Linked DNA regions of Mus musculus: regions 1, 2 and 4 are each linked to region 3. A link is a loop called in an ENCODE intact Hi-C map of the cell type or tissue named here. Cell type or tissue: heart. All regions are shown on one strand. Region 1 overlaps Rabgef1 (RAB guanine nucleotide exchange factor (GEF) 1). Region 2 holds the start of Sbds (SBDS ribosome maturation factor). Region 3 holds the start of Ran (RAN, member RAS oncogene family). Region 4 overlaps Slc15a4 (solute carrier family 15, member 4).

Region 1 (8,000 bases), 1.2 Mb before region 3:
CTCTGCCTCCCACGCTCTGAGATGCACCACCACCATCCTGCTTACACCAACAACCCATGTTTAAGAAACAAGCCCTGTATGTGTACATGAAATCTATGGAACTCTAACAACTACTTTGATAATAAGATGTATAAAATACCTCACAGTACTATCAATATGTAAAAACATCTAGAAAATATTTTAATTGGAAAATTATGTGGCCAATGTAAAAACACTGATATAAAAAGCAATGATCATAGATACACCTATATTACTAGAACTTGGGAAGCTGAGGCAGGAAGGTTCCATGTGCAAGATCAGCCTTAACTACAAAAGACAAAAAATAGAAATAAAGAAAGCTTTAATGGTAAGGCTGTACTTAGTAATACATACAGTATCACTGAATAAAATACACATAAAGCATTAGTAAAATAACATAGGTTCCAAACTCTGTACATTTACTACAGATAACAGAATTCTCAAGACTTTTTGGAACTCAGGAAAATGATTCAGCAACAATAAATAGCACAGTGTTTAACTTTCTAAATTCATTTTCTGAATTTTTTCCTGCATACTAGTTAAACAGTCTAAACTTAGACAAATCACTAAAAAAATACAAAACCGGCCTGGTAGTGGTGGTGCACGCCTTTAATTCCAGCACTTGGGAGACAGAGGCAGGCGGATTACTGAGTTCCAGGCCAGCCTGGTCTACAGAGTGAGTTCCAGGACAGCCAGGGCTACACAGAGAAACCCTGTCTCGAAAAAAATCCAAAAAGAGAAAAAATACAAAACCCCCAAATGAATTCTAATATACCATAACACATAATATTAAGGGAAGGAGGAGAAAGGAATGTTTTAAGTAAACAGTTGTAAATAACCAGTCAGCGATCTGACATCTCTCAAAATAACTGGAAAAACCAGTTAAGAGGACGGAGAGGTGACTCAGTGGCTGCTCCTGCAGAGATCCTGGATTTGATTCCCAGCACCCACACAGACGCTCATAACCACCTGACCCCAGTTGCAGGGGATCTGATGCTTTCCACTCCACTCCGGGCGCCTGCACTCGTGCATAGACAAACACATAGACACATAATTCATGAACTCAGGGACACCCTGCCTCTGCTGGGACCAATGTGTACACCACCACAGCCAGCTTTTCTTTTTTAATAAGAGGACAGTTTTCAATTTGTCACACTATGTAACTCAAGCTGGCCTACAGTCCTAACTCAGTCTCCCACATGATGGGATGACAGATGTCCACACCACACCTGGTACAACTTAAACACTTTCAAGAGAGACAGAAGGGTGACAGAATTCACAAAACTTCTATACCTAGAAGCTAGGGGAAAATCAAGAAGGAAGTGAAATTTGAATACACAAATTTAAATGTCCATCTAGTTTTAAAATGGCCTCACCTGTGACAAAAATAGGTAGGCAAAAAGAAGAGTGGAAACTAACATTTACATGTGACAATGAGGTATTTTAGTATACAGAGAGATAATATTAACAAAAAGCCTGAGATTGGCTGGCAGCTGTGCAGGACAAGGACATGGGCAGGTTCTTTGTAAACTGGAGCAGCCTCCTGGAAACACAAGGGGAAAGCCTAACATGTGCACTTGACATTTTGAAAAGGCGATGCTTGCCACTCATGGGATAAGGGAACTCACTTCCCACAGCCTCGGCAGTGTTAGAAAACTTTTTAGCTTTTGTCAATCAACAGTTAGCCACTGTTACTGCTATTTGTCTTTACATTTTATTTTTAGCTATGTGATGTGTGTGTGTGGGGGGGGGGGTGTCCTGTGCACAGGTGAGTGTGAGTGTTCAAGGAGGCCAGGAAAGGCTGTCGGGTCCCAGGGAGCTGGAGCTACAGGTACTTGTATGTTCCCAACATGGGTGGTAGATGTTCTCTGTAACAGCAGTACATGCTCTTAACTACTGAGCCAGTTCTTTAGCACCTGATTAACAATTTTTACTAATGTAACCACTGATATTTTCTGCTCCTGTGTCTATATCTCTAAAATTTCCCTTTGATTCCCAGGTCCTCTTTTTTAATTATCCTGTTTGCTTGGTTTTTTGTTTTGGGTTTTTTTTTTTTTTTTTTTTTTTTTGGCTTTTTTCGAGACAGGGTTTCTCGATGTAGCCCTGGCTGTCCTAGAACTCACTTTGTAGACCAGGCTGGCCTCGAACTCAGAAATCCGCCTGCCTCTGCCTCCTGAGTGTTCGGATTAAAGGCATGCGCCACCACGCCCCGCTTTTTGAGTTGTTTTTGATTTTGGTTTTGTTTTTTGTGTAGCCCTGGCTGTCTTGGAACTCACTCTGTGGACCAGGCTGGCCTTGAACTCAAAAATTCGCCCGCCTCTGCCTCTCAAGAGCTGGGATTAAAGACATGCACCACTACCACTACCTGGCTTGAATGATTTTGTAGCCTTCTTTTATGTTATGAGGGCACCATCACACAAAGACATGGCATTTCAGATCTGTATACCGGTTTTACCAACTTCCCTCATGATACACATTCCTTCTAAAAGCAGTATACCGTGCAGACAATTGACATCAGAGTTTCCGTGTTAACTGTTACAAAACAAAGTATGTAAACACTACCCTGTGCAAGTAATCCCAAAAGATAATCAGACCCACAGGACACAATCCGGGAGTGAACTGAGCTATCGGAGCAGCTTTCTTCAGGCCTTCCAAGCACCATCCTCTGCTGGGCCCAGCCAGATCCTCCTCCCTCGAGCAAAGTTAGGGCTCTAATCTGAGCATGCTCCAAATAACCCACACGTGCTAGCCAACTGTCGTCCACTCTCAAGACTCTTCCAGAGAAGCAGTCAGCACTCAAATGGACCATTACTAAGTACCAGAGCAGCAGATGTGGCTCCACCTGAGCAGCAGCACGTCACACTGCATAAAGCATCTCCCCACAGGAGGGCTGTCTCCAGTGCTATCTGGCTCAGTTCTGCTCCAGCCATTTCACCTTTCTCATACACTTCCGTGTCACAGCGTCTGAGAGTCTGAGCTTATCCAAGCCCTGGGCGATGCTAATGGGAACCACCCTGGAAAGCACTGCCAGTTGTGAAGCGACTCTTCTCTCCTGACCAGCAGGGGATGCCCTTTTCTTTTTCAATTATTTTTATTTTTTCAATAGGAGTAATGCCTATGCATCACAGAAGCTAGAAAAAGACAGGCTTTCTGGAGCTAGAGTTACAGGTACTTGTAAACCACCATGTGGATGCTGGGAATTGAACCCAAGTCCTCAAGATCAGCCAGTGCTCATAGAGCTGGGCCATCTCTCCAGCCTGGGATGCCCTTTTCTGAGTGTGACAGAAGCCTGTGACAACCTCTTGCTAAGAACTGAAAAGCTAGAAACTGTGAGATATCAAGGTTTAAAGCACCATCATAAATGCAAGGGGAGGAGAGGAGAGGGGAGGGGAGGGGAGGGGAGGGGAGGGGAGGGGAGGGGAGGGGAGGGGAGGAGAGGGGAGGGGAAAGCAAGCCAGTCACACAAGCCTATAAGCCAAACACTTGGAAGGCTAAAGAGGAAGATTGCAAGTTCAAGGGCATATTGAATTAACTAGCAAAACCTTTGTCAGAAAAGCAAAGAATGAATAAGAAGTTATTAGGCTAGGGAGATGTCTCAGCAGGTGAGGGCATTTGCAGGACAGGCCTGATGATTTCAGTTCATCTTCTAGAACTCACAAGCACACTCAGACATGTAAAAATAATGTTTTTACAAGAATAATTACAGGGAGCTGAAGAGATGACTTAGAGGTTAAGAGCACTTGCTGATCTTGCAGAGGACCTAGCTGGGTTCTGTTCCCAGCACTCACATGGTATCTAGACAGGGATAGTCCCACCTAAAAACTGCCTGTAACTCCAACTCCAGAGGATCCAGTATCTTCCAGCCTTGCATGCACATACATACAGGCAAACACACCCATTCACATACAATACAATTTTTAAAAAAGAAATTAGAAAGAAAATGGAATAAACGTGGGGGTGGGGCTGGGAGTGTAGTGCAGAGGTATAGCACTTGCCTAAAAAGTACTAAGTACTGCGTTTGACCCCCCAGGACCACAAAACATATAATATATGGCTAAATAGGCTACTTCACATTGTCTCTATCATAACACATTCTAGTTTGTAGGGCAAGTAATAACATAATAAAGTATTCTAGAAGATCGGGTTAGCATGTGGGCTTGAAAGCATGTTACCATCCAAATCTCACCAATAGTATTAAAAGTGAGCCATCCATGGCTGGACAGTACCTGAAACCCTCTGCAGACTCCACACACTTGCCACACTAGGTTCCAAGTACAGCAGCTAACAAATTTTCACTGACTGAAACATAATTTGCTACACAGAAGGCAAGCATATCATCTCGGTCTATTTCCTATAAAGAACTTTGGTTTTTTCCTTTCTTCTCTTAATGCACTGCTGAGGCTGGAGGTCAGGGGCCGGTGCACACGATGACAATACTGAGAGCACTGCACACCAGACCTGTGGTGAATTCTAGTCCACCTCTTGCCTTCAATTCTTCCTGTCTTTATAATTCTCATTTGGGTTACCCTATTGCAGTCAAAGCTTTGGCCACTGGTCCAACTCATTCTTCAGGGCACATTTTAAAAACGTAAAAGTGTGATGGAAATGCAATGAAGAAGTTACAACATCACACAACTGTATCTAGACAAGGGTGGTCCCGCCTACTGCTTACTAAGGATAAGCAAGAACCGGCTCCTGGCTACACCAACCATGCTGGCACTGTGGAAATCTTAACTAGTGTTCCTGAAAAAGTAACCTTCCAGTGTGGAGGACACAGCGACTTCCTAAGACTTCCTAGCCTGAGATGAGTGGACCTGTTCCCACCTTAAACATAAATCCTCTGTGTACACTTTTCAAGCTAATGCTCTGTGCTGACGCTGGAATCTCAAAGCCTGCTTCTATCTCAAAACCTGCATCTAGAAAGGAATTCTCACTCGTTTGCTATCCTTTCAGCCTATCTCCTGCTGGGATGTCAACCTTGTCCATCCATCCAAAACACACACACACACACACACACACACACACACACACACACACACACACACACACACGCGCACGATAATGCACATGGTTCTGACTGTCCGACACCATAAAATACATCTATTCAAGGCATTTTCCAGACAGCACGAGATCAAAGTATAAGCCGAAAAAATACTTGAGGGTATTAAGAGACTGTACAAGCTTATCTTAGCCATCTAAAACAGACCCTTGATTGAACTGTAAGATGGAAACTCTTGGATCATGAGACCAGGAGTAGTTCAGCTGACACACAACAGAGCACACAACCCTTCCAAAAGGCATGTGGAAACTGAAGGACTGGGCTGAGGAGTTTCTGATTACCTTTCAAGGCCACGAAACCATTATACTCCTTTCTCCACTGGCTACTAACAAGCAAAGCCACCTCTGTAGCTCTGGCCCGGACACTTCAGACGTCAGCCAAGCACTTGGTACACAGCTGGCCCTTAATCCTCCAGTTCACTCTCCATTTACTCTGAGTCGCTCAGCCACTCATCTCCCTGTGTGTTACCAGCAGCAGAGCAGGGTGGGCAAGCCCTTACAAGCCATTAAGAATCCTTTCTGGAACAAGATGTGGTACAAGAGGTATGCTCTACTTGGTAAAATTATAGTGTAACACAAATGGAGTTTCATCCACTAATAAACATTTTGAGCTCAATCTTTAAAAGCATCTTTTAAATGTGCTCCAAAGTGCCATCCATAGAAAAAGAAACTGCTTTAGTAAACAGTATACCTAAAATTAGAAAATTCTATATGCTATTATAGAGGAACTACAAAAAATAAAATACTGTCATTATATATTTTTTAACTTGAAAGCAAGGGAAAATTATAAATATAGTCTATATAAAAATTCCCCAAATTATGAGCAAAGTACAATAAGACATATATGAAAAAGTCACATGGAAGGCATTATTTTACACTACACTTAAAAAAGAAAGAAATAGAAATAGAAATTACAAAAAATAAAAATTAAAAAAAGGTCAAGTGCACACCCCTTTAATCGCAGTGAGGCAGAGGCAGACGGATCACAGAGGTCAGCCTGGTCTACAGAGTGAGTTCAAGGCCACACTGACCTACAGAGTGAAGACCTACCTCAAACTAACAAAAAGAATAAAAATACACAAGATCAGCACAGTTTCCATATAAAGAATCACTCCTTAGTACCTTTCAGGTTACTAACTATAGGTTAATACAAATAAGTACTTTTATCAGAGCTACCTCCATGCTAAGATTCCCAAGTACAGATGCTAATAAATACCACATGAGCAGGTATCTGAAAACTCTCGATTTCCTACTTCTGATGAGCAGCAGTAGCAGGAGAGGTATAAAAATCATAAGCCGATAAAGGATTATGCATCTAGTATTACACTCTTAAAAATGTTTAGAGTTGCCGGCACCTTTAATCCCAGCACTTGGGAGGCAGAGGCAGGCGGATTTCTGAGTTCAAGGCCAGCCTGGTCTACAAAGTGAGTTCCAGTCAGCCAGGGCTACACAGAGAAACCCTGTCTCGAAAAACCAAAAAAAAAAAAAAAAAAAAAAAAAAAAGTTTAGAGTTCATGTAAAACTTAAAAAAAAATCAGTTTGTTTTTTGGGTTTTTTGTTTTTTGTTTTTTTGAGAAAGAGTTTCTCTGTGTAGTCCTGGAACTCACTCTGTAGACCAGGCTGGCTTTGAACTCAGAAATCCGCCTGCCTCTGCCTCCCAAGTGTCCTGGCCCACAGCTTATTCTAAAAAAATAACCCTCATTTTTCTTTCAGGGTTGGGGAGATGACCACTGAATAAACATGCCTGCTCACTAACAATTTGAGTTTGATCACCAAGAACTCAACTCATATGGTGGAAGGAGAAAACCAACCACCACGGTTTGTCCTCTGACCTCCACACATGTCCTGAGCATGCTCACACACATACAAACTGATGACAAAAATGACTTTTAGAGATCTGTTTTTATATGTATGAGTGTTTGCCTGCATGCGTGCATGTGTACCACGAGTGTGCCTGGTGCTTACCAAGGCCCAGAGATCTGAATTCTCTAGAACTGGAGTTACAGGTTGCTGTGAGCTGCCGTATGGGTGCTTGCACGCAAACCCAAGCCCTCTCCAAGATTAGCAAGTGCTCTTAACCACTGAGCAATCTCGCCAGCCCTCACCCCATTTTTAATTTTTAGTCCCCACATTTAATCTTAAAATACCCCAAATTCGGTTACAATGACTTTGTTGAATGACAACTCAGCAGACTCACTTGAAAAGCGGTCCACAGATTTTACTCAGGACGGGGTGTAGTGGCACAAGCCAGGTCTACATAGTGAGTTCCAGGACAGCCAGAGCTACATAGAGACATTGTTTCAAAAAAAATAATAATAATAACAAAAACAAAAACCAACAGAGATTTCAGTCAGTTCCATCTTAGCTGTCCTGCGCCTGGCAAAGGCTCACACCATGCTTAGAGCCCTCACTCAAGGCTCTGGCTACATTCTTGTTTCAGACCCTTTAACAATCTCCTCCCTATCATTTGGGAATAAAAGGCTTATGACTTGGGGCAGGTTGGGCAGATCAGTGGTACAGGATTTGCAGAGCATGTGCCCCACATACCCCCAGTAGCCAGCCCAGGAACCCCAGCTCAGTGTGTGTACATTCTCTGATTCCTACTGGAGATGCACAAGGGTTATCCCTCTCATCATGATTTATGACTTCTGTTACATCTAATTAACTGATCATAATCACCATAATTGGCTGTTCTGATGATTGTAAGCCTGTAAAGTATGTCACCAAAAACAAGGAAAACTTCTCTTATACAAGCAAAGTTAGACTTCCCACCCCTGTGGAAAGAGCTTCATTAAAAACAGAAATCTCTGAAAACAGGCATGGGACCGGAGAGACAACTCAGGGGTTAAGAGCACGGACTGCTCTCTTAGAAGACCCAAGTCTAATTCCCAGCACCACACCAGGGGATCTGACAGCCTCCTCCG
Region 2 (8,000 bases), 1.2 Mb before region 3:
GAGAAAATGACTCAGCTGTCGAGAGCACACACTAAGCTGTTCCCAACACCCATACCAGTTACATCCACCTGTATCTCCTACTCCAGAAGATCCAACACCCTCTTCCATCTTCCACAGGCACTGTACACATACCCACACATGGGCCCCCTAATTAAAAATAAAAGTGTTTAAGGGGAGAGGTAGAAAGAGAGAGAAAACCTCCCCCAATTACCTGCTTCTTGATGATCTGGACACAGATGCAAAGGGTAAGGCCCAGGGCACAGCCCATATATATGTAGAACCTGTTCATCCACAGTGACAGCAAAGGCGACAAGTCCCACACATCCAGAGGACCTGAGTTTAAAACCACACATATGTAACAACACACGCGGCCACACACAAAGATGCCCATTGATGTTGTAAGAATTATGAGGCAGAGGCAGGCGAATTTCTGAGTTTGAGGCCAGCCTGATCTACAGAGTGAGTTCCAGGACAGCCAGGGCTATACTGAAAAACCCTGACTCGGGGGGGGGGGGGGGGGGGGGGGGGGGGGGGGGGGGATTATAAGCCAATGTCATGATCTAGGAAATGTAGATGGCTGGGTCAGTTTTTTGGTTGACACAAAGTCTCATTTTGGAGACCGGGCCCGCCCTCAAATTTACAATCCTCTTGCCTCTGAGTACAAATGGCACCGTGTCTGACTCTTTTTTTGTTGTTGCTATTGTTGTTGTTGTTCTATGACAAAGAGCCTCTCTACATAGATATGGCTGTCCTGGAACTCTCTAGGAAGACCAGGCTGGCCCCCTGCCTTTGCCTCCCAAGTGTTTGGAGTAAAGGCAGGTGCCACCATTAAAAAGGGTTTATTTGTATTACTTCCAGTTACATGGAGGCGTGATGAACCTTGGAGGCCAGAGGTGAAGCCCAGTCCTCCTGAAAAGTAGCAAGTGTTTTTAACCACAAATCAACTTCACCAGCGCAAGCTTGACTTGTGTTCAACCAGAGCCTTAAACACAGAAGGTGAAGATTTTTTTCACAGGACTTGAAATCTAAAATTTATTGGGGTTTTTTTGTTGTTGTTGTTTTGTTGGTTTTTGGTTTTTTGTTTGGTTTTTGGTTTTTTTGGGTTTTTTTTTTTGGTTTTGGTTTTGTTTTGTTTTTTTTTTTTGTTTTGTTTTGTTTTGTTTGGTTTGGTTTGGTTTTTCGAGACAGGGTTTCTCTGTGTAGACCAGGCTGGCCTTGTCAGAAGTCCGCCTGCCTCTGCCTCCCAAGTGCTGGGATTAAAGGCGTGCACCACCACAGCCCGGTGAAATTTATTGTTTACAGGTGCTGTTTAATAGACCCAGAAGTCCCAAAACATGGATAAGGAGCTACCACCATCAGACGCCCCTGAGGTTAGACCAACTTCCATCGAAACGTGGTCCTTAGGCTCAGAAAGGGAAAAACCTAGTTAAGAGCTCCCAGGAGCGACAGCCTCCTGCTAATATGTGCGTTCAGTTAGGCTGAGGTGGGAGGAACACCGTTAATTTTTTTTAATTATTTATTTAATGTATATGAGTACACTGTAGCTGTCTTCAGACACATCAGAAGAGGGCATCAGATCTCAATACAGATGGCTGTGAGCCACAATGTGGTTGCTGGGAATTGAACTCAGGACCTCTGGAAGAGCAGACAGTGCTCTCAATCGCCGAGCCATCTCTCCAGCCCCCGTTATTTTTTAAAACTAACCCGGGCTACATCCGAGTTCCAGGCCAGCTTAGACTACAGAGCAATTTCCTAATCCCCCTGGGTAGTGAGTTCCAGGTGAGCCTCGGCTATCCACTGAATGCCGAACTAGTTGCTATACAAGCTGAGATCCACACAGGGGCTACACAGTGAGTCCCAAATTTTCCTGAGCTTACACTGTGAGTTCTGAGTTAACTTGGGATACATAAAACGGCCCTTTTAAAAGGAAAACAGAAATAAAAGGAAAGAAGAAAAAATAAGATACAGTAAAAACAAACAGTAACACATCAAGTGTAGCAACCTAAGGCCCTCGGTGGAGGGGGAATCTGTTGCCTTCTGCCCGCCCGAGACCCTGGCCAGCCCAGACTCACCCATCCTCCGCGGGGCCCGAGCTACGCAAGTCAACCGGCAAACGCAAAGAGAGAGGGACAGCGAACAGGAGGATTGAGTTTACAGGGACAGGGAAGCCATGCATGCAGTCGGCAGACCTGCCCGCGTTGGCTGCAGGGGACAGAGGCGGGCCCAGAAGGAAAAAAAAAAAAAAAAAAAGGAGCTAGCGGAAGCTCTAACTTCCTCTCTGATAGGCTCAAATAGAAAAGAGGCGGGACCAGAGAGAAGCCATCACTTCTAAACCTGGGAAAGATGCTAGAGCACTTCCTGTACTTCTCGGATTGGCTCAGAGTGGAAAGGGGCGGGCCTGTGGGAAACGCGGTCCAGAGCGGGAGATGCAAAAGCAAGCGAGCTTCCTGCTCCACTGTTATTTCTCGCTTCGGCTCAGAAGGGGAAAGGGCAGGACAGAGGGCAGTACTATCAAGAAATAAATGACAACCTGGCATGCTGCTGACTGACCATTAATCCTAGCACTCCAGAGGCACAGGCAGACGGATCTCTGGGAGTTCCTAGTTAATGGACAGCTTGTTCCGCCGCGTAGTGAGCTCCAGGACTACGTATGCCAGGGCTATAAAGAGACCTTGCCTCAATCAATCAGTCAATAAATGGAAAAAAGGAATTCAGCTTGATGACACAGACCTGTATTTCAGCGCTCTTGAGGCTGAAACAAAATGATCACGAGATTCAGGATAGCTACTATTTGGAGAAAGAGTCTCACTGTGTAGCTCTGGATGGCCTGTAACTCGCCTATATAAAACAAAATGGCTTCGAATTTACAACGCAATTAGCCTGCCTCTGACTCCCATGTGCATAGGTGACTAAGCCAAGAGAGTTTTTATTTACTTCTTTTAAAAGTTATAGCCGGGCGTGGTGGCGCACGATTTTAATCCCAGCACTCGAGAGGCAGAGGCAGGCGGATTTCTGAGTTCGAGGCCAGCCTGGTCTACAGAGTGAGTCCCAGAACAGCCAGGGCTACACAGAGAAACCCTGTCTCAAAAAAAAAAAAAAAAAGATATATATATGTGTGTGTGTATATATGTGTGTACATATACACACATATATGTGTGTATATATATCACTGACTGCTCTTCCAAAGGTCCTGAGTTCAATTCCCAGGACCACATGGTAGCTCACAACCATCTGTAATAGGATCTGATGCCCTCTTCTGGTGCGTTTGAAGACAGCTACCGTGTATTCATATACATAAAATAAATAAATAAATCTTTTAAAAAGTAAATCTTAAAAAAAAAAAAATAGGGCTGGCGAGATGGCTCAGTGGTTAAGAGCGCCGACTGCTCTTCCTAAGGTCCCGAGTTCAAATCCCAACAACCACATGGTGGCTCACAACCATCCGTAACGAAATCTGATGCCTTTTCTGGAGTATCTGAGGACAGCTACAGTGTACTTACATATAATAAATAAATCAAAAAAAATTTTTTTTTAAATTTAAAATGAGCGCAGCCTCTGAACTCTGCAGAACTATTCAACCAAAATATCATGTTTCCACCCAGATAATAAACATTACTCACCCATAATAGGTAGGCGTAACTGGCGCCTGTAAATGACGTCATCACAGAACGACCCGCCTTCCTTTGAGGGTGGAACTAGAGGGCGTAAAAAGTCACGGCGCGCAGGCGTGGTTGCTTTCTTATCGGCTGCCTGGCTAGTGCGCCACTTGACGCATGTGCAGTAGGGCAATCGGGCGTGCGGTAGCTTCTTCCCTGGTAGGTTCCGGAAGAGCCGCGCACTCCTTGGGCGTTAAGGGTTCGCGCGCCGCAGGGTCGTTTCAGCCGAGCACTTGGCGTCCCCTCGAGCTCGAGATCTGTGAACAGCCACCATGTCGATCTTCACCCCCACCAACCAGATCCGACTGACCAATGTGGCCGTGGTGCGGATGAAGCGGGGAGGGAAGCGCTTCGAAATCGCCTGCTATAAAAACAAGGTCGTCGGCTGGCGGAGTGGCGTGTGAGTAATCCTGTGCCCAGAGTTCGGCGGCCTGGCCTCCCTAACCCCGGCTCCTGCGACCCATCGGTACCTTTCAGGCCTGGTTTACCCGATTCGGATTGGGTTCTGCTTTGGGATTTTGTTAGTATCATAAAAACTGCCAACTACAAACGCCATCAGAGCCGGGTGGGACCGATGGTTTAGGCCTGTAATCCCAGCGCCCAGGAAACTGAGGCAGGAGGATTGCTGCGATTTCCAGGCCAGCCTGGAACGTGTGTGTGTGTGTATGTGTATGTGTGTGTGAGAGAGACCGTGACCGACCCTGTACTAATAAAACAAAGCTGCGGTCAAGAGGACCCGAAATTGCAGTAGCCTCTTGGATTAAATGTTTAAATCCGGCCGGGCGGTGGTGGCGCACATCTTTAATCCCAGCACTTGGGAGGCAGAGGCAGGCGGATTTCTGAGTTCAGGGCCAGCCTGGTCTACCGAGTGAGTTCCAGGACAGACAGGACTACAAAGAGAAACCCTGTCTCGAAAAAAAACCAAACCAAAACAAAAAAAGACAGGAATCCAACATTCCAAATGCTATCTCCAAGAAGAGAAACATTATGGTCATTTTCCAGGGATAACAATCGGGAAGCTAATCTTACACCTACAAATCCTGAAATTAAAACGTCACACCTCAGAATCCCCAGTTTCCCAAAGTGCGTAGTAGTGTCTTCGCTACTGCCATCTAGGGACAGATATTCCAGGACAGAAGAAACACCACTCCCCACCACACCCTGAGTTTCCTTACATAAAACAATGATGTAGTTTTTCCCTCTGTGGTGAAGTGGGAGAATCCAGATACTGTCCTTCGCAGGTAGCCACCAGAGAGAGAGTGTGGTGTGTGTGTGTGTGAGATTTCTCTTTTTTTTTTTCTTTAGGGTTTTTGTTTTGTTTTTTTTTGTTTTGTTTGGTTTTTTTTTTTTTTTTTTTTGAGACTGGCCTCAAACTCCCAATTTCCCTGCCTCTGCCTCCTAAATGGTGAGTTACAGATGTGCACATCACACCCAGCTTGCAGCACTTGCCATTTCTCTTGTTGCTATCTTGTGTTTAAATGTGAGTGGATTTTCTACTATCCAGTGGATTCACATAGGACTTTCTCTCCTGCCCTTTCAAGGGAAAAAGACCTTGATGAAGTTCTGCAGACCCATTCAGTGTTTGTAAATGTTTCCAAAGGTCAGGTTGCCAAGAAGGAAGACCTCATCAGTGCATTTGGGACAGACGACCAGACTGAAATCTGCAAGCAGGTAGGTCCTGCCAGGTGCAATGTAACAAAATCTCACGATGGTAGGCAACATCTGGACCACTGTGTTTACTGTTTTTCTTGATGAGTTTTTGTTGTTTTAGCATTTGTTGGGTCCCTCCCACCTCCAGTTTATATTGTTGGGCAATTTGGGGAGGTCTGTATGGTATTTGTCTGTTGCTATTTTTTTGAGACAGAATCTCACTCTGTAGCCCAAGCTGACATCAAACTCAGGGGATAGCCATGCTGGCATGGAACTTCTGATTCCTCCAGGGACATGCCACCTCACCCACATCCATTATAATAGCATGCAGTGATTAGGACCGGAATCCACTACTCCAGATACTATCACAAAGAAAAGAAACTTACTATGGTCATGTTTCTGAAATAATAATTGGGAAGCTAAGCCTACAAATACTAAAATGAGTACTACAGGTCACACAAACACCCTCACCCACCCTCCTCGGAATCTCCACTTTTACCCAAGTATGCAGTATCTTTGCTTTGGCTATCTAGGATGTAAGCCTTCACTCCCTACATAAAACAGTGTCGTGGGTTTTTTTGGTTTCAGTTCCCCCCATACACACACCCCAAGATGAAGTGGGAAAATACACAGATATGGGGGCAGGGGAGCCAACACATAGTGTATCACTATGTAGCTCGGGCTGGCCCAAAACTCACTGTGTAGACCAAGCTGGCCTTGAACTCACAGCGATCCACCTGCCTCTGAGTTCTGTAATTAAAGGTGCATACCACCATGCCCAACTTTTTTTTTTTTTTTTTTTTTTTTTTTTTTTTCGAGAAAGGGTTTCTCTGTGTAGCCCTGGCTGTCCTGAAAGTCACTCTGTAGACCAGGCTGGACTCAAACTCAGAAATCCACTTGCCTCTGCCTCCCAAGTGCTGAGATTAAAGGCATGCGCCACCACGCCCACGCCCGGCCCCCTTTTATTTTTTTTTTTTAATGTGTATACACATGTGCAAATTGGGGCAAGTTGCCTGAGAGACCAGAAAATAACCACAAAACAAAAATTGGATCTCCTGGACTCGGAGTAAGAAGTGTTTGTTGGCCCAGTGGTCTGGGTGCGGGGAATTGAACTCTGGTCCTCAGGAAGAGCAGCAAGCTCCCTTTGCCACACTGCCTTCCCTCCATTCCCCCCAGGGTCACGTTAATACAAACCTTGGACCTTTTTTTAATGCTGCTTTAAGTCCGAAAAATACCAGTCACAATATTAATAAGTCTACTTTCTATGCACTCCCATCTTTATTGAAACAAACATAAACTATAAAGAGAGATGAAGTTTAAATACCTGTATTATTTAAAAAAAAAAAAAAAAAAAAAAACAGGTGGCAATTGAAAATCCAAGGTGGAGAGGAGACTGCAGTGACTTAGATCCACATGGTGGGAAGGACATCTTCAAAGGCAAAGGAGATGCAGGTACAAGGAGTCCTCACTCCTTGTTCGGGATGCTGAGGATTGAAACTCACTGTAGAGGACTGATGGGAAAGACCTTTCTCTGGATCGCCATGCTCAGAGGCAGGGGCAGTGCTCTGCCTCAGCAGTCTGCCCCACCGTCTTCTTCAGAGTGAGAGTTGGTTGTCCTGTTTGAGGGGTCTCTTAGCCTTCAGTGGCTTTTCTGTAACTGTCGATGGTTCCCAGAGCATTTCTGCCAGTTTTAGGTTAAGGCTGGTGGGACCTTAAATACTCCACCAACTTGGGGCATTGAAATTTGCAGTTTCCTTTCTTTTCCCTTTTTTGGTTTTTTGAGACAGGGTTTCTCTGTATAGACTAGGCTGGCCTCGAACTCAGAAATCCGCCTGCCTCTGCCTCTCAAATGCTGGGATTAAAGGCTTGCGCCATCACTGCCTGGCTGCAGTTTCCTTTCTAAGGCCTTGACATTGAACCCATCTTTTAGCCCATCCTTAGGAGCTGCATGATTGCCTGGTTCCCCATCATGGTTTTTCAAGACAGGGTTTCTCTTGTGTGGCCCTGATTTTCCTAGAACTCACTCTGTAGACCAGGCTGGTCTCAGACTCAAGTGATCTTCCTGCCTCTGCCGAGTGCTAAGCTTAAAGGCCTGGCCATCACCAACTGGCTCTGGTTCTCCATCTTACCAGAGAGTATGATAGCCATGCTGGAATACGACAAACTCCTATATTTGTTTTTGTTTGTTCGTTCTTTTGTTTTTTGGAGACAAAGGGTGACACTATGTCCTTCTTCTGCATTTTTTTTTAAATCAAACTTTAGAAAATAACCTGATTGTGCTTCCCACCCTCAACCCCAGACATTTTTTTCTTTTTCTTTCTTTTTTTTTTCTTTAAAGTAAGATCTGACTACATAGCTCTGGTTAGTCTGGAATTTGCTATGTAGACCAGGCCAGCCTCAACCTTAGAGATCTTCTAGGCTCTGCCTCCCAATACCTGGGATTAGAATTGCATGCCACCACAGCGGCCTGTGGGTTTTTTCTGCGGGGAGGCGAGGATTCTGTGGTGGGGGTTCTGAGGATTGGACACAGGGCCTTTAGCATGCAAGGTGCACACTATCACCAACCTTCCTATTGTTGCCGCCCTTTAACACGGTCCGTCATGTTGTGGTGATCCACCCCCAACCATAAAATTACGTTGCTGCTACTTCACAACTGTAATTGTGTTCTTGTTAGGAATCATAATGTCAATATCT
Region 3 (8,000 bases):
GGGCCTTCACCTTCTCTGACGTGAGAGGAAGTGAGGGTTTCAATCAGGTTATAAACTGATTAAAAACAAAAAAATGGGGGCTAGAGATAGCTCAACTGATAAGTGCACTGACTGCTCTTCTAGAGTTCAATTCCCAGCAACCACATGGTGGCTCATAACCATCTGTAATAGGATCAGATGCCCTCTTCTGGTGTGTCTGAAGACAGCTAGTGTATCCTATACATAAAAAAAATTTTTTTAAATCCAAAGCCCACAGAATAAAGCTGTTTCTCAAATGCCAGACCCCAGCTTCTCTGTTGGTGACACTGCTTCAATCAGCCATAACTGCTGGGTAATAAATGATTAGTAAGGAGCCATCTATTCAAGGATGCTTTTTTAAGGGAGGGGGGAGATTTCCCCTACTTGTAAAAACTGGAGAGAACTCGCTATTTGGCAGATCAAACTTCAAATCTTAAAAAAAAAATGTTATTCACAACTCCTACAGCAAATACTAGAGATGACTCAGAAAACTGAGGCAAAGCAGAAATGATATATATTTAAGTTCTTCCAATAAATAATGTAAATCTCTGCACTCTGGTTAAACACACGTAAGCAGCTCCCACATTTAACTGTTACAAAAATCAGAAAGTCATAAAGGTTCTACATTCTATACCAGGTTTACACACAATGTATTAATTCAAGACATCTAAATGAGGTTTCATCCCAGTCAGGGGAGAGGGTCTTCACCTGATCATAGCATAGCACATACATCAAATTTGAGTCTTGCAATCAGTCTGCTGAAGCTAGAATGCACAGTATGAGTTCCTTCCACCTTCCCCACTGTATTTAAGTCATCTACCTTCTTTGGGGAGAAAAAAACAAAACAAAACAAACACCAACAACTATGTGAAGGTATCCACCCTTCTAGGAACTTTGGTAGACTGGACCAGCAGAGCACACGGAATGGCTTGCTGTAAATACATCTGAGCAACACAGTTGTGCCGGGATCACACACCTAAGTCTCAACTAACACTATCACATCAGAGAAGCCCACCCTACTCCTCAGTGGCAGTAGCCCTAGCATTTCCTCTCCTGCACAACCTATATAAACCCCGTGGGAGAAAAAAAAGATCAGCTGCTGTAATACTGTAACAGCCTACCATGAATTTTTTGAGACAGGTCTCTCAGTCCTGGAACTTGCTCTGTAGACTAAGGTTGGGGGCAAACTCAAGAGATCCTCCTGCCTCTACCTCCTGAGACTACCACTCAATATAGGAGCCAATATTTGAAAGCAGAGGACATCTTAGAGAACCAACATTAGACATGGAAATGAAGAAATGTAGTCCATCTCAGAAAACCCTCAAGCTTCCGTCCGTCAACTGCAGTTCTAACTTCTGAAGGCCTAGGTTACAGAAATTGTCAACTGCAATCCTTAAACATCTGATGCGTACATACTTAAATCTTTAGTTTTACACAAGGTCTTCTCTTAGGTTAAACTACCTGGCTAAATGCAGGTAGGGCAGATATCATCCTAGCTGAGTCACAGACAATCTAAATGTTTATGAAGGTAGGCACAAGGAGAACATAACTGAATAGACCTCAGGTAATAGCAGAAGCATTTTAAACTATAATATGGCACAAGCTCCCTCGTGTTAGTGGCTTTAATAAGCAAGGGATGATTCACTTGTTTAGATTATTTGAAATACAACTTTATTCTGATTCTAAACGAAAAGAATGGGAATGACAGTAACAAACAAGATTTCCCCACTGGATATTGCGATGGGACTGCAGCAGTCTTATCTTTGAAATTCAGAAAGGAAACAACTCTGTTCCAAACAGCTAAATATGCAAGTCCAAAAAATGAAGGTATGTTTAACTGCCACATTCACTCGAAGCCCATTCATCTCCTTCAGCATCCCAATGAAGTACACGATCTGCTTAGCTAAATAAGGTGGCACACGCGCTGCACCGCTGACATCACAGGACAGTTGCCTATAAAACTAGACTTCTGACGCAGGGCTCCAGCTTCACTTTCTCACAGGTCATCATCCTCATCTGGGAGAGCAGTCGTCTGAGCAACCTGGAGCAACAAACAAAAACAAAACAGTGCAGATCAGAACTACCATTACCAAGTCAGGCCGAGCACCACCAGGACTGGTTAAGTGCGCACAGCCAGCTCTTCTAATGACCGGAGCTTGATTCCTAGCACCCCACATGTCTGGGCAGATCCAATGCCAACCTCTGCAGAAACTAGGCAAAGTGCACACACACACACGAAAACAAAACACTGTAAAAAAAGAACAAATACCTCTAAATCATGCTCGTACTGTGCTGCCAAAGCTGGGTCCATGACCACCTCAGGTGGGGCAAGAGCAGGCATGGCAACAAACTCCAAGTTAGGATCTCCAATGAGCTTTCTGGCAAGCCAGAGGAAAGGCTTTTCAAAGTTGTAGTTACTTTTGGCAGAAATGTCATAGTACTGTTTTAAAAGAAAAAGGAATGTATGCTTAATGATTCTATTAATAATCTCCATTCCAGGACATTCTAAACAAAGACATTTTATAATCCACATTAAAACCCTCTGACCAATTTTTAATATAGAACATATACGGGTACCTTATATACAATCTTCTCTAAGAATGAACCGAGAAATTAGAACGTACCTGAAGATTCTTCTTCCGGTGGAAGACAATAGATTTTGCCTTCACTTTCCTGTCTTTAATATCCACTTTGTTGCCACACAATACAATGGGGATGTTTTCACACACTCGTACCAGATCTCTATGCCAGTTAGGTACATTCTTGTAAGTAACTCTTGAGGTTACATCAAACATTATAATGGCACACTGGGCTGAAAAACATTGGAGACAGTAGAGTGTCTTAGTCTACTGCAGGACTCAGTCATCATCTTGGGCCTGACTCTGGATCACCCATCAACCCACTCCATTCAAAAGTCCTCCCTGTCCCCCACTAAAAAGTTAGATGGTAAAACATGGCACACTGACTCCAATTCCTCTTCAAATGAAAACTCCAAAAGTCAAGACCAATTCACTCTATCAACTACCTTCTTCTCCTCAAGGCACCTAATCACTAACTACCAACTGCTGGCCCATCAAAGTTCATCAAAGTTCAAACACCAGTCTTCTAAAATCTGAGCCCAGGTTTCTATAACCTACCCTGCAGGGATGGTGAGGATACAGTTTAAGAGGAAGCACGTGAGCATCCCCATTTTTTTGGTTAAAAAGTTAACCCCGGTTATAAACACCCCTTTGCCTTTACATGCGAAGAAGCCAAAGAACGAATTTTCTCATCATGCTAGTAAGATCACAAGGATATTCATTCGTCTTTAAACACCAACAGACTCTTTCCCCACTAAGCTTTTTCGATTACTTTCAAGGAGAAAAGTAAAAGTACAGTTTCCATGAGGCGGCAGGTTTCACGTGTGAGAGAGGGCCTGGCTCCAGGAGGGGCTAGAGGTTTAGTATCTTGGGGCAAATGCTCACTACTTATTTTAATGATGGGAATAATCACGGGTAAGCTACTGCGTGTAGCCCTTAATTCAAGTTTCGAAAACCAAAAAGTGACCCGGGAGCTTTCCCAATAGCTTAGTCTCCTACTAAGTTCTGAAGCCACACAGTTTGCCCCAAATCAATGCCTAGCATGACACAGCATATGATCAAACGACACCACGGACGATTCTTATAAAAGAAAAAAAAAATCTCCTATCCACTCCAACCAGGTCGCCTCCCTCCAAGAGATTTCTGTCCCCTCTCCTTAGTCACCCGGCAACGGCTGGCTCTCCGGCTCATACCCCAAGCACATGTCCGAGGGCCTGGGCCCACTTCCGCAAGGCCCCCCTCACCTTGGATGTAGTAGCCATCGCGCAGGCCCCCGAACTTCTCCTGGCCGGCCGTGTCCCACACGTTGAACTTGATGGGTCCTCTGTTGGTATGGAAGACGAGCGGGTGCACCTCCACGCCCAGGGTGGCTGCGGGGAACAGGGCGGCAGAAGGGGTCAGCCGTGCACTGCCCGCCGCCTTCCCCCGGAGGCCTCGCTGCCGTGAAGCACCCCCGGCCGCACCTACCTACATACTTCTTCTCAAACTCGCCCGTCAAGTGGCGCTTCACGAAGGTTGTCTTCCCGGTGCCGCCGTCGCCCACCAGGACGAGCTAGATTCAAGAGACGAGGCGGCGGCGTGAGCGGTCCCCGCCATGCCGTCCCCTCCCGACCTCCCCGCTCGCTCGCCCTCCGAGGGCCCCCGTGCGGCCGCACACGCACCTTGAACTGGACCTGCGGCTCTCCCTGGGCGGCCATCGCGGCGGATCCTGCGGGGAGAGAGAGCGGCTGCGGCACGTGCGCCCCACAAAGGCCGCGGCCGGGAAGAGCGCGCGGGAAGGCGGGGACGCGGCGTGAGACGGTGGGGGGAAGGGAAGCGGGCTGAAAAAGCCCAGGGCGCTGCCCGTCCGCCTCGCCTCGCCTCGTCGCCAGCGCCGCCCCGCGCCCACCCGAAGGACACCCAAACCCTCCGGTCACCGCCCGCGCCCGCGCCCGCACCCTCCCGGCCTCGACGCTACCTTCCAGAAGAGTCTCCGCGCCTGTCCGACTGGAGCTGGAAAGATGGCGGAAGCGCGATTCAAATGCCGGAGACGCAGCGGACGCCGGCGCGCGGAGGGGGGGAGGAGCCGGGAGAGGGCGGAGCAACGGCGCCGCGCCCAACCACGCGGCGCGCGTGCACGCGCACGTCCGCTGGAGCCGTCCGACTCGGCCGGGGGCCCTCGGAGCGCCCAGGGCGGGAGAGGGGCGGCGGGTCACGTGGGCCGGCCGAGCGGGGACGCGCACGCACGCGGACCGTGAAGGGCCCGCGGGAGCCGGCGCTGAGCGCGGGCTGCCACGCGCATGCGCTGGCTGCGGGAGGCCGCGCGTTACGCGGGCGGCGGCCTAGCCAGGGGCCTCGTGGGCGGGAAAGGCGGGTGCTGCTTCTCGGTCGCTCGCTGCCGCTCAGCGGGCACCGCCCGACCTTCGTCCCCAAGTCCTGTGTCCACAGGCACCGGGGATCTCGCGGGCGGGCGATCGCTAAGTGTGCGCGGCCGCCGTCTGCAGAATGAATGGAGGGAATGAATGAGGGTGCGCGCGCCCGAGGCCCGGCTTGCGTCAGCCATGCGTGCCCGGCATGGACACGGCCTGGCCTTCCTGGGAGGATGGGACCGGATGCAGTTAGTCCAGGCGTTCAGCATCCCAGGGCCCTTCCTCTGTTGCGTGGTCTGAGTAATCTGTCTCGCAGAAGATACCCTACCCTGGCTCCCTCCTGAGCAGCAATTGACCAGCAAATACAGATGCTGCTGGGGAAATGGAAAATGTATCTCTGATGACCAGAGCTTGGGGGCCCTGCTGTTACTTTGTACTATGCAATCTAAAAGGAGCCAGCACAGGCCTTAGGGTTCCAAGGCTAGCCTGGGCAACTTAGGTAGAAGACAGGTGGGAAAGTGTGCACAAAAACTATAACATAACGTTAACATAGTATGTTTAATGGAACGTCAGTTACATATTTATATAAATACAAAGTTACTATATTTTGGAGTATATGTAACAAGTCGGCTACAAGGGGCTATGCTGTGAGCTGTATTCAATAGAGGATATAACAGGAGGTGGAGATCAAACAGAGTTTAGGAGAAAAACGGTCAACCCGCCTAGTTCCAGTTTGGTAGATTGTTGATACAATGTAGCACCTGGTGCTGGGTGGTGACATCACCAGTGACCCTCTCCCCGAGAAAACTTATCATGAACTTACTTGTCCTGGCAACCAGCCTGCCGAACCGCATCATCTGGTGGCCTGGTTTGTGTTACTAACTGGCCCACGCTTAGAACTTACAAAGAACCTCATCCTAAGAAGCCGAGGGAAACAAGAGAATACACTCAAGCGGGCATAGGCGCAGCTCTCCCTGCAAGCACTGTCTGGACTGCCCACTGCTGCCTGGTTTACAGCATTTTCTTTGCCATCCAACGTGAACTGCAAACCTATTCTTAGCCTGAACTTTAAAACTTAACATGTATGAGTACTGGGGGTGTGGGTGTTGGTCGGGAGACAGCTATAGACAGGCTATTTGTACAGCCTTGGGGGGAAAGTTGCTGTTGCGGAAGGGATTGTAGCTTGTGATGGTTAGTCTACTGGATTTAGGGTTGTGAAGGGTGTGTCTCTTGTACTCACAGAGAGGTTTAACTGAACCTGGGCAGTACCCTAGACTGAACAAAATGGAGACCAGCATCGGTCTCTCTGCTTCCTGACTGTGGATACAATGTAACCAGCCACCTCACACTCTCACCATTATGCCTTCCATCTTCTGCAGATGTAATAAATTGTACCATTGGAATTGTGAGCCAAAAAGAAACTAGCCAAAAGTTGCTTTTTATCAAGTATTTTTGTCTAGCGATGAGAAAAATAGCTAATTGTATTTTCTTCTAAAACCCCAAATCTTTAGTATAATTTGAATTTGAGATCTCTCCTGTGTTGGATATTTCATCCCCCACCAACCATGCTGTTTTAGACTTGTGACCTAGTGAGTGACTGGGGGGTGGGGGGTGGGGTGTCAGCCTTAAAGAGTATATCCTGTAGTGTGAGCTCCCACCACCATGGAATGAGACCGAAGCCATACCATCCTACTATGATAAACTGTATCCGCCATGAACCAAGGTAAGTCCTTTCTCCACACTTGATTCTTTCCAGTATTTTTGGTCACAGGGGCAAGAGGAGTTGCTAACACGCCTGCTCTTTCATATGTCTTATTGTCCACTTTCTTCCTCTTAAGGTATACATGTATATCTGGTTGGTTAATATCTGTGGTCAACTTGATTGAAGGTAGAATTAACTAAGGGACATGCCTCTCTATAGGTCATCAGGGCATTTCCAGGAGGCCATTAAATGAGGTAGGAGGACTCTCCTCCAGGGTAGGCAACATCTTCCCTAAGTGGTCCAGATAGAGAGGTCCTAGGAGAAAGCAACCCTGCTTCCCCTTCCTTCCTGCTGCTGAGTATGTCTCTCTCATTGCTGCAGCTGTTGTACTCAGCTGGCATCAAACTCAACATCTTCAGCTTCCACCATGGACCATTGGGATTCCTAAGGCATTCAGCCTTATGGACCGAACAGTTCCTGGTTCCTCAGGCTCTCCAACATTTAGGTAACCATTGTTGGGCCACCTAACCCATATTCTGTAGTCCATTTGAAAACACACACACACACACACACACACACACACACACACACACACACACATTTTATTGGTTCTGTTCCTCTAGAGAACCCTGACTAGTGCATTGTTTTAAGCATCTGTTTATTTGCACTGCGTGAATAGGTCAGAGGACAACACTGAGATCAGTTCTCTCCTTCCATCATATGGGTCCTGAGGATTGAACTCAGGGAGTCAGGCATGGCAGTTTTACCCCCTAAGCCACCCAAAGGTCCTAATACAATGCTACACACACACACAAATAAATAAATACAAATACATACCTGTGTATTTTAAGAAATCAATTTAAGAAAATTTTTTAAGAATCAAGACCTGTTGTTTATGTATGATACTTCCTCTGTAATGTTTGAGGGTGTAGGGTACACAATGTTTGTGTGTATTTCTTTTTTTCTAAATGATTTATTTTTATTTCCTATGTACTAGTAGTTTTGCCTGAATGTCTGTATGATGGTGTTGGATCCCATGGAACTGGAATTACAGAATAGTTGTGAGCTGTCTTGTAGGTGCTGGGAATTGAACCCAGGTCCTCTGGAAGAGCAGGTAGTACTCTTAACGACCGAGTCACCTCTACAGTCCCAAATGTATTTTTTAAAACTAAGGTCATTTGGCTACACAACTTTGGAATCCTGACCAATACCTTGAGTTTAACATTTTTTATTTTGTTTCCTAATCTTTAGAACTTAATCCCATTTGTGACATCAACACCATGTCTGGGACCCATCCCAGAGTTCCCTGTTGCTTTGGTCCTCAGGTCCCCTTGTGTCTTTGAATCTAAGCAG
Region 4 (8,000 bases), 1.4 Mb after region 3:
CGGCTCAGACTACCGCTGGTCTGAGGAGAGAAGTGTGGCCTAGAGTGGAGGCAGTGCCTTGGACTGAAGGTTGCACTCAGATTGGGAGGCTGGCTATAGGAAGTGCTAGAGGGTTATTTGTGTGTAACAGGGAAGGTGAGCCCTGGGTCTTGGTACAAAACTGATCCTTGAGAAGCTGAAATTGAAGTCAGCAGAGCGAAGTCATCTCAGAGTAGCACCACAAATGTAGGACTGACTGGCCAGTGTTATATGGTGTCTGTAAGGCTGGCCATTTCGGAGAGGACACAATCTCAACGGTGTCAGAAGTAGTAGTGATCTCAGTATTTAAGAGATTGAGGCAGGAAGGTTGCCACATCACATATTCTGGGCTACAGAGCAAGACTGTGGGTCATACAAGTAAAATGTAAACAAAAGAAGTGTTGCTACTTGAGAGTTCTGGAGTTCTCAGAGGTGTTCATCAAACTTTCAAGACCAGACTCCTGGCCTTGGCCTCTGTTCCACTAGTATATATTACCTCTGTCATTTAAGCCTAGGTGTGGTGGTTTGCATGAAGTGGCCCTCATAAGCCTCATATCTTTGGTTGGATACTTGGTCCCTAGTTGGTGACTGGAGGAAGTATGGGTAGGCATTTTATCTTAAATTGTAACTGCTGCTCTAGTCAGCAGTCTGTCTTGCCATGATGAACTTGAACTGTGAGCCCAAAATAAACCCACCCTTCTCTAAGTGGCCTTGGTCATGGCATCTCTCACAATAAAGGAAAAGTAAGCTACACCCTGGGTCATAGTAGTACATAAGTTGTACCTGTGACTGTACATCCCTACCTTGAGCGGTTTGAGCTTTCTGATGTGCACTGGGTTCTTGTGAGCCATCATGTGGTTGTTGGAAATTTGAATTCAGGATCTCTGCTCGCTCCAGCCTAAAGATTTATTATATCTAAGAACACTGTAGCTGTCCTCAGACACACCAGAAGAGGGCGTCAGATCTCGTTACTAACGGTTGTGAGCCACCATATGGTTGCTGGGATTTGAACTCGGGATCTTTGGAAGAGCTGTCAGTGCTCTTAACCGCTGAGCCATCTCTCCAGCCCCCCCGTACACTGGGTTCTTTAGACTTTCCACTCACAGCCCCTTTTCATCTGAGAACTAAGTGACTCTGAGATAAAAATAAATAAATATTAACTGATGTCAACCAAGTCAGATTTATTTTAAAACAGTCCTTTTACCATTTATTAAAGATGAAATCCAGTTTGTGTAGTAATGAGATGCATGTTTATAAAACTTGATAACAGTCCAAAGACAGTAACTCCATCTTTGAAAGCTGAAGTGTGATGGGTGGTAGGGAAATAGCCTAATGGTTCTTTGAAATTAAGCCATTATGCTTCTATAAGAACAGAAAAACATTCTCTCAGCTCATAGCATGTTGGCCTCAAATGAAGCCAGGGTGTGCCAGGCAGCATTTGTTGGTGTCATGAAGCATGTCACTGTGTGAAGTGTAAAGTTGCAGGTGGTACTTGTACAGGGTCAGGACTGCCAGGAACATCTTGGGTCCACTGCACATTTGATTCTGAGTTAAGTTTTGATCCTTGTGCACTCAGAAACCTGTCACTGTTGCCAGGTTTTACACACATACAGTTGGAGAAGCTTTAGTTGTGTGCACCGCGTGACTGTCAGAGCCCAGCTGCTCAGGGAACAGATAGGACAGTGTGTCTTAGAGTCAGTGCTCTCCAATAGATACTAGATCAGTGATTCGCACTCTTAACAGACCCACTGGATGGCTCCCGTGAGGGTCACTGAGTGGGTGCAGTGTGCACACTTCACTGTAGGTAAGAGTAGGTGCTCTTGCACAGTGTGAGTGCTATTGTCTCCAGTGTCTCCACACTTACAATCCTGGGAAGAGACCCTCGAGAAACTTGACAGCCACTTTGGGTGTGGTCAGTGACTGGCTCTGTCGTGATTTTGTTTTCTGTTTATGAGTTTTGTTATATTTTTGAGACAGAGTCTCAGTGTAGCTCAGGCTGGCCTCTGATTCACTAGTTGAAGATGACTTTGAACTCCTGATACTCCTGCCTCTGCCCAAGTCCTGTCCTCCCACCATCCTCGGCTATTTATTTATTTATTTTGACTGGGTGTTTTTCTGTGTCGCCCATGCTGTCTTCAAACTCACTAAGTATCTCAGATGCTTCTTCAAACCCGCAATAACCTCTGACCTCTGACCTCTGACTGCTGCTTTGAGAAGTGTGTGCCACCATGCCAGGCCTCCAGTGGTTTGTTTTTGTTTTTGTTTTTTTTTTTTTTGGTTTGGTTTGGTTTGGTTTTTGAGTTCTGTTCTTGCTCTGTAACCAAGCTGGCATCAAACTCATTGTGATCCTTCTGCTTTTGCTTCTGGAATGCTGGAAGTTTGGGTGTATGTACCCCACCCATTTGTCTCTCTTAAAGGGCTTGCTTTGATTGTTTGGGCTGTTTGTACTATGGCCTGCACATCAGATGTGGGGGTGGTGTTCTTAGGTGTGGTGGTGCCTTTGTGACTGCATAGAAAAGTGGTGGTATTTTTAGGAGATTCTCAGTCACAGAATGTGTAAGCGTGTTGGGGGGTGTGTGCGCATAAATTCCCTCTCATTCACACATTTGTTTGTTTTGTTTTTGAGACAGTGTCTATCTGTGTAGCCCTGGCTGGCCTGGAACTCACAGAGATTGACCTGCCTCTGCCTCTTTTATACATTTTGTGTATGTGTGTGTGTGCGCGCGAGTGTGTGTGCGAGTGTGTGTTCATGGCTATGGTGTACATGTTGAGGTTAGAACAACCTGCAAGAGTGAGTTCTCTCCCATCATTCAGATTCTGGGGATGGAGTTTGGGTTTTCAAGCTTGTCAAGGTTGCCTTTACCTGGTGAGCCATTTTATCATGTTGGCCTAGAATATTATATTTTTAATAGGAGGAAAAAGCTAAAAAGAAGGGTACATCCTATTTTTTTTCAGCTTTTCTGTAGCTTTGAAATATTTAAATAGAAAGTAGGGTGCAGTCCCTCTGGTGATGAACCTTAGTGCACTCTGTTCATTCACCTGTAAAAATGCTGTTCACCCACAGCACTAGAGTTAGGTTCTTGTGGGTGCTGAGAGCACCACAGGATGTGAAGGATGCTCACACATCCAGTGAGCTGACACAGGGCCTGCAGGGCAGGGCAGTGGCGGCTTCACAACTCTGAATATACAAGAGATGGTTGGCCACACTTAGGTTCAGTTTGTGGTGTGTAAATGATATCTTTAGTAAGTAGCTGGGATCCTTTGGAGGCACTTGCTCTCTGCTGCCTCAAGACTGCACCTTGAGGGAGATTTCAAGGCCTCCTTGTTCTTAACATGTCTGCTGCTTTGCAGGAGAAGCCAAAATGACTGGAAGGTGCTTTGGCTATGTTTTCTGCATAGGGTCAGTTCTTGCTGGTCTTTCCCTGTAAGAGCAGTGTGCTGCTATCTTTAAAGCGCTTTTCTGGCTGGTGCTGCCTCTTGACTCTGGATTTAGCTCCAGAGTGGCTTTCTTATATGGGAGGTGGGCCTGACTGTGGGTGAACAGGAATACCAGGTCAGTTCACAGTGCCTGTAGACGTTATAAAGTCACTCTCAAATGTGGTTTGGTTTAAGGCAGAATTCATCTGCCCTTAATTTTTCACAGTGCTTACAAATTGCCAAAGGTCATTGTCATTCTTGATTGCTGATTATTCAAAAAAGTAAGCTAAGTGCTAGGTGCTTGTCTATATTCCAGTGCTTGGAAGGTGGGGCAGGGAATCCAGAGTTTGAAGCCAGCCTCAGCTACATAGGAAGTTGGAGCCCCGCTTGGGTTACTCAAGACCTTAAACCAACAAGCACTAAAAAACAGAATTAAAAATAGCTGAAAGAGGAAGAAGCTACCGTGCAGACAGTGCTGCCACTCTCGTTTGGTTTAGTTTACGGTCTGACTTCTCTGTAGCCGGCAGGCATTCTTTGCTTCAGCAGAGATTCTGAGTGCTAGGATTATGTTGAACATTGGTCAGGACTTCAGGATGGTGTTTGTCCCAGTGGAGAGAGGTTGTGTTCCTAGGTATCTGATAGCTTTCCCCTGTTTAAACACATATCCCTTTTGCCCTGCTGGCCTCTCCTCTCCCTTTGGCTTTGGTACTTTTGGAGGGCGTTGGCCAGGGCATATGAAGAGTTTGATCAGTCTTGGCAGGCATGTGGTGATGTCATGGGACTGGTACATGGGGAAGCTGTGGCTTTTTGCCAAGGGCAGAGAGAGGCATGTGACAGCCCAGTTTGCTGGCCTGTGGCTACTGAAGCCCTGGGAGTAGGCCTCTGTTTATGAAGCAGCTGTGGCTGGTAACCCTTGGACAGTGAAGTCAGTTGACCACCAAGTTCACAAAGGGACATAAAGACTTTAAAAGTCTGTATGTCAGGTCAACTGAATAAGTATTCTCTTACTGTTTTGGGGATAAGCTGTTCCTATGAATGTGGGAAGATGTGTATGGTCCTGCTATGTGTAATGGGAAGGGTCTGGGACATTTCAGTTAGTATCTGTAATGTTTCCTGTAACGTGCTGGACATTGTGGTGCACATCTGTAGTTGTAGCTGCTTCACAGGTTGAAGCAGGGGATCATACAAGCCCAGGAGTTTGAGACCAACCTAGGCAACTGATCCCATGTTCAAAGAGGTGTGCTTTTGTTTTGCTTCTTGTGTAAAGTGGCCTCTTTTCTCTCAGGGTTGTTAAAACAGTGACATATCTATGTGTATATGGTGTTTATACATACAATGTATGAAGTGTATAAATAATAAAGTATATGTGTGTGTACATTGAGTTTTATTTTCTCTATTTCTTGCTCATGTTTTTTCTTTCTTTTGGCCTGTCTCCACTGGTCATGGACATTGATGTCCACCATTGGGTAACATTAAAGACATTGTGCCCCAGCTGTAAGAAACTAAATATAAACTGTTCTGAAGTGATGTCCACCTTTAGAGTGGAGTCTTTGTTCAGAACTGACGTGTAGGGCAACAAAATGCTTGTGGTTTGTTGGTCATTTGGGGGGCTGGAAATGGAGTTTAGTGGTAAAGGAGTTGTCTTAACATTGCAAGGACCTGTGTTCAATCCCTAACCCTGAAAAAGAAAAGAACAAACCAACAACTTGGATTTTTCAATTTGCTGTGATTGTAACCCTCCAACATGAGGCTGGTGAAGTATGTGTCTGTGTGCTCAGGATCCGTCTTTGGCTGTGGGTTTGCTCAAGAAAATTTGTGAAATGAAACTGTCCAGAATCATGCTGAGTTGGACTGGGCCCATTCTTATAGTGTTCATGGTAGATAGAAACAGTACAGGAAGAAGCGAGGTTGGGATCGCAGAAGGCTTGCATGGGGGCTTGGGGGAGAGTCAACTTGGGACTAATTGTAAGCATTGCTTCAATGTGCTGATGAGATCCTCTGCAGCTCAGCCAGGATTCAGCTCATGATTCCCCTGCTTTTGTCTCTTAAATGCTGGGATAATAGGTGCGCCCCACTGGATAACCTTTCTAATCTAAAGCTAGCTCATGCTTCTCTTACTGTGCTTACAGCTTAGTTGTAAGCTTATCAAAAACTGGTACTTGGGCCCCATGCAGGAGTGGTGCCTTGCCTCCGAGCAAGCCTTACTATGCATGGGGCAAGAGCCTGCCAAGCAGGCTCTCATAGCACTTGTGTTAAGTTTAGTGAGCTCTGAGCTCAGTGTACTACGTATGCTCCCTCCGCTGTGGGCCTGGACTGGGCAGCTGTGGGTTCTGGACCCTGTTTCAGGGACCATTCCCGGTGGCTTCATGGTGGTCAGCTGACTTTGAGCACTAGGACTTGCTGGCATTTGGAGAGGCATCTAGCTGCTGGAGGGATTGAGTGTGAGATGGCTTTTGTCAGGAGACTCGCTGAATCTGTAAACAGCACTTTGACACTGTCCTTCTTGAGATCCTGTGTATCTGCTTTCAATTTGTAGATGATCAGGTGCTAGGTAGGTATGGTAACGGCATATAGCTGCTGTGGGTGGTTGGGAGGTCATTACATATGAAAACACTACAGCTTGTCATGTTTAAAGAGTAAACGGAAGGTGTAGAAGATCACATTTTCTTATGCATTTCTCTTCTCTCTTACTTTAGGTTAAAGATCGAGGTCCAGAAGCCACTCGGAGATTTTTCAATTGGTTTTACTGGAGCATTAATTTGGGAGCAATCCTGTCATTAGGAGGTATTGCCTATATTCAGCAGAATGTGAGCTTTTTCACAGGCTACCTGATTCCCACAGTCTGTGTGGCCATTGCTTTCCTGGTCTTCCTCTGTGGCCAGAGTGTCTTCATCACCAAGCCTCCTGACGGCAGTGCCTTCACTGACATGTTCAGAATTCTGACCTACAGTTGCTGCTCCCAGAGAGGAGGGCAGCGGAGAAGTGGGTGAGTGACACAACTCCTTGCTCCCCGCAGAGAAAGTCCCAGCTGAGGGCTGGGCTGTGTGGTTTGTGTCTGGTCTTCTAGCCGGCTTCATTCAGGAAGTGTGTGGTATAAACCCCTCCATTAGGATAGCAGAGCCCTGAGTTCAATACTCTGCCCAACTCCTTCACTTCCAGCATGGGTGAGGGTGCCTTGCTGCTGGGTAGCAGATTTTGAAGGTAGGGTCTGCAGAAGATATCATGGAGACATTGCGTGCTTTAGACACGGAAGTATGTTAATGAGAACTTAGGCTCTTATGTATGTTGTAGCTTCTTGTCTCAAAAGGAAGCTGTTGTCTCCCACATTGGTCAAAACAGTTTCCCTAGTCCAGGGCCACGCCATCTACTTTGTATTAGAGGGACACATAGCTTGAGATGCTCTTGGCAACCCATTTACCCTTACTTAAATGGGGCTTGCACAGCCTTAGTGCTGAAGGTCCCAAGCGTGGAACTTTCAGAAATAGCCATTTTCTGAGCTCTGCCCCCTTTTCTACTGATGGTGATCCATGGTGCCCAACATAAGTGAATGAAGTCCAGAAGTCATCCTCCGAAGGACTTAGATGCTTCTATGTTTTTTGCAGGCTGCTTGACTGTAGTTGTGATGTAAGAGAGATTGTAGAATTGTAGCCACCAGAGCAGTCAAGGAATAGAAAACCAAGGTCCAGGGACCTTGGTGGTCAGCTCCCTCCCTGTGATTTGCCGAACCTAAGGACTCTCAGTAGTTACTGAGAGAGGTAGATTCCTTGTCCATGGGGCTTCCCATGGGATGGCCCTGCTTGCAAAAGTATTCTGCATGGCAGTGTGCACACCTCCTCATGTGCTTGTCTGTGCCTGACATTGGCGTACTGGGAGCCATTTGTGGCAGATCTGAAGCTACACACTGTGACTCCTGTGGCTCTGCTGATGGCACATGAGTCCCTTGGGTGAAATCTGACTGTCCCAACTCCCCTTCGTGGACCTGCTGGGAAGGCTGTGTGCTCTGTCAGCTTTCAGACCCAGTCTAGAAGGGAACTAACACTTGAGGAACTTGCAAAGCTGGACACCACCCAGTTCCAGCACACCCTGGGTTTTTTGCCAGGACTTTACTTTGTCAGACAGAAGCTTTATTGTGGACCTTACTTGTTTCTAATCTAAATTGATTGCTGTGGGGACAGGACAGGACAGCCTTTAGCAGATATCCCTGATGGGAGCCTTTCAGCTAGGGGCCAGCATTTCTCCAGAGCCTGTGGGGTTTTGGTGCACACATGGCACAGAAATAGTGAGCCTGAACAGCCTGCCTTCCTCTGAGCTTCAGCTCTGGAAGGCTCTGGGACAAAACTAAGCAATTAACTTGCTGTGGGCCCTGGCTGTTTAGAGACTAATATTAGAGTGTCTGACTTTGATGTTTGCCTAGGAGAGCTGGACTGCTCTCAGGATTATTGTGAGACCTCAGAACAGTGAGGTGTGCAGGGCCCTCAGCAGCCTAGTACCTGATGAGGCCTGTCACTGTGCCTCTACTGGGGATGCCTGGAGCAGGATTGAAGAGCCCCGAAGTGCCCCCCCCC

What was found. Hi-C counts contacts between places; a loop is a spot of excess contacts. Peaks named below come from ENCODE experiments on the same cell type or tissue, not always from the same donor. Only the 100,000 strongest peaks of a DNase experiment are listed, where the experiment ranks them.
Region 1: a loop joins it to region 3, with 5 times the contacts of the local background. A loop is called at or near these places in 4 of 42 quality-filtered maps.
Region 2: a loop joins it to region 3, with 6 times the contacts of the local background. A loop is called at or near these places in 7 of 42 quality-filtered maps.
Region 4: it touches region 3 in a loop (8-fold over the local background); 13 of 42 quality-filtered maps call a loop at or near these places.

The regions. Positions count from the first base shown.
Region 1 is chr5:130,175,499-130,183,498 of GRCm38, reverse strand. All of the region lies in intron 1 of Rabgef1 (RAB guanine nucleotide exchange factor (GEF) 1), which reads right to left. Among named protein-coding and RNA genes, the nearest start is that of Rabgef1, 7.7 kb to the right of the region's middle. In heart, a CTCF peak has its summit at 3,059 (motif pointing right); no DNase peak of the experiment used is centred here.
Region 2 is chr5:130,251,266-130,259,265 of GRCm38, reverse strand. Sbds (SBDS ribosome maturation factor) reads left to right here and starts at 3,736. Exons shown (of 5, transcript NM_023248.2): 1 at 3,736-4,056; 2 at 5,198-5,327. The coding sequence starts at 3,929. Tyw1 (tRNA-yW synthesizing protein 1 homolog (S. cerevisiae)) reads right to left here and starts at 2,229. Exons shown (of 16, transcript NM_001015876.2): 1 at 2,073-2,229; 2 at 212-333. The coding sequence starts at 2,076. In heart, CTCF peaks have their summits at 3,261 (motif pointing left) and 4,763; DNase peaks (open chromatin) are centred at 2,375, 3,725 and 4,775; H3K4me3 peaks cover 3,838 bases; H3K27ac peaks cover 2,430 bases.
Region 3 is chr5:129,016,833-129,024,832 of GRCm38, reverse strand. Ran (RAN, member RAS oncogene family) reads right to left here and starts at 4,677. Exons shown (of 7, transcript NM_009391.3): 1 at 4,555-4,677; 2 at 4,259-4,305; 3 at 4,065-4,149; 4 at 3,842-3,967; 5 at 2,643-2,830; 6 at 2,288-2,458; 7 at 512-2,059. The coding sequence starts at 4,294. The coding sequence ends at 2,015. In heart, a CTCF peak has its summit at 4,317; DNase peaks (open chromatin) are centred at 3,962, 4,732 and 5,682; H3K4me3 peaks cover 3,226 bases; H3K27ac peaks cover 3,447 bases.
Region 4 is chr5:127,607,193-127,615,192 of GRCm38, reverse strand. It overlaps Slc15a4 (solute carrier family 15, member 4), which reads left to right. Exons shown (of 8, transcript NM_133895.1): 2 at 6,132-6,421. Among named protein-coding and RNA genes, the nearest start is that of Slc15a4, 6.2 kb to the left of the region's middle. In heart, no CTCF peak of the experiment used is centred here; DNase peaks (open chromatin) are centred at 3,852, 4,232, 5,802 and 7,492.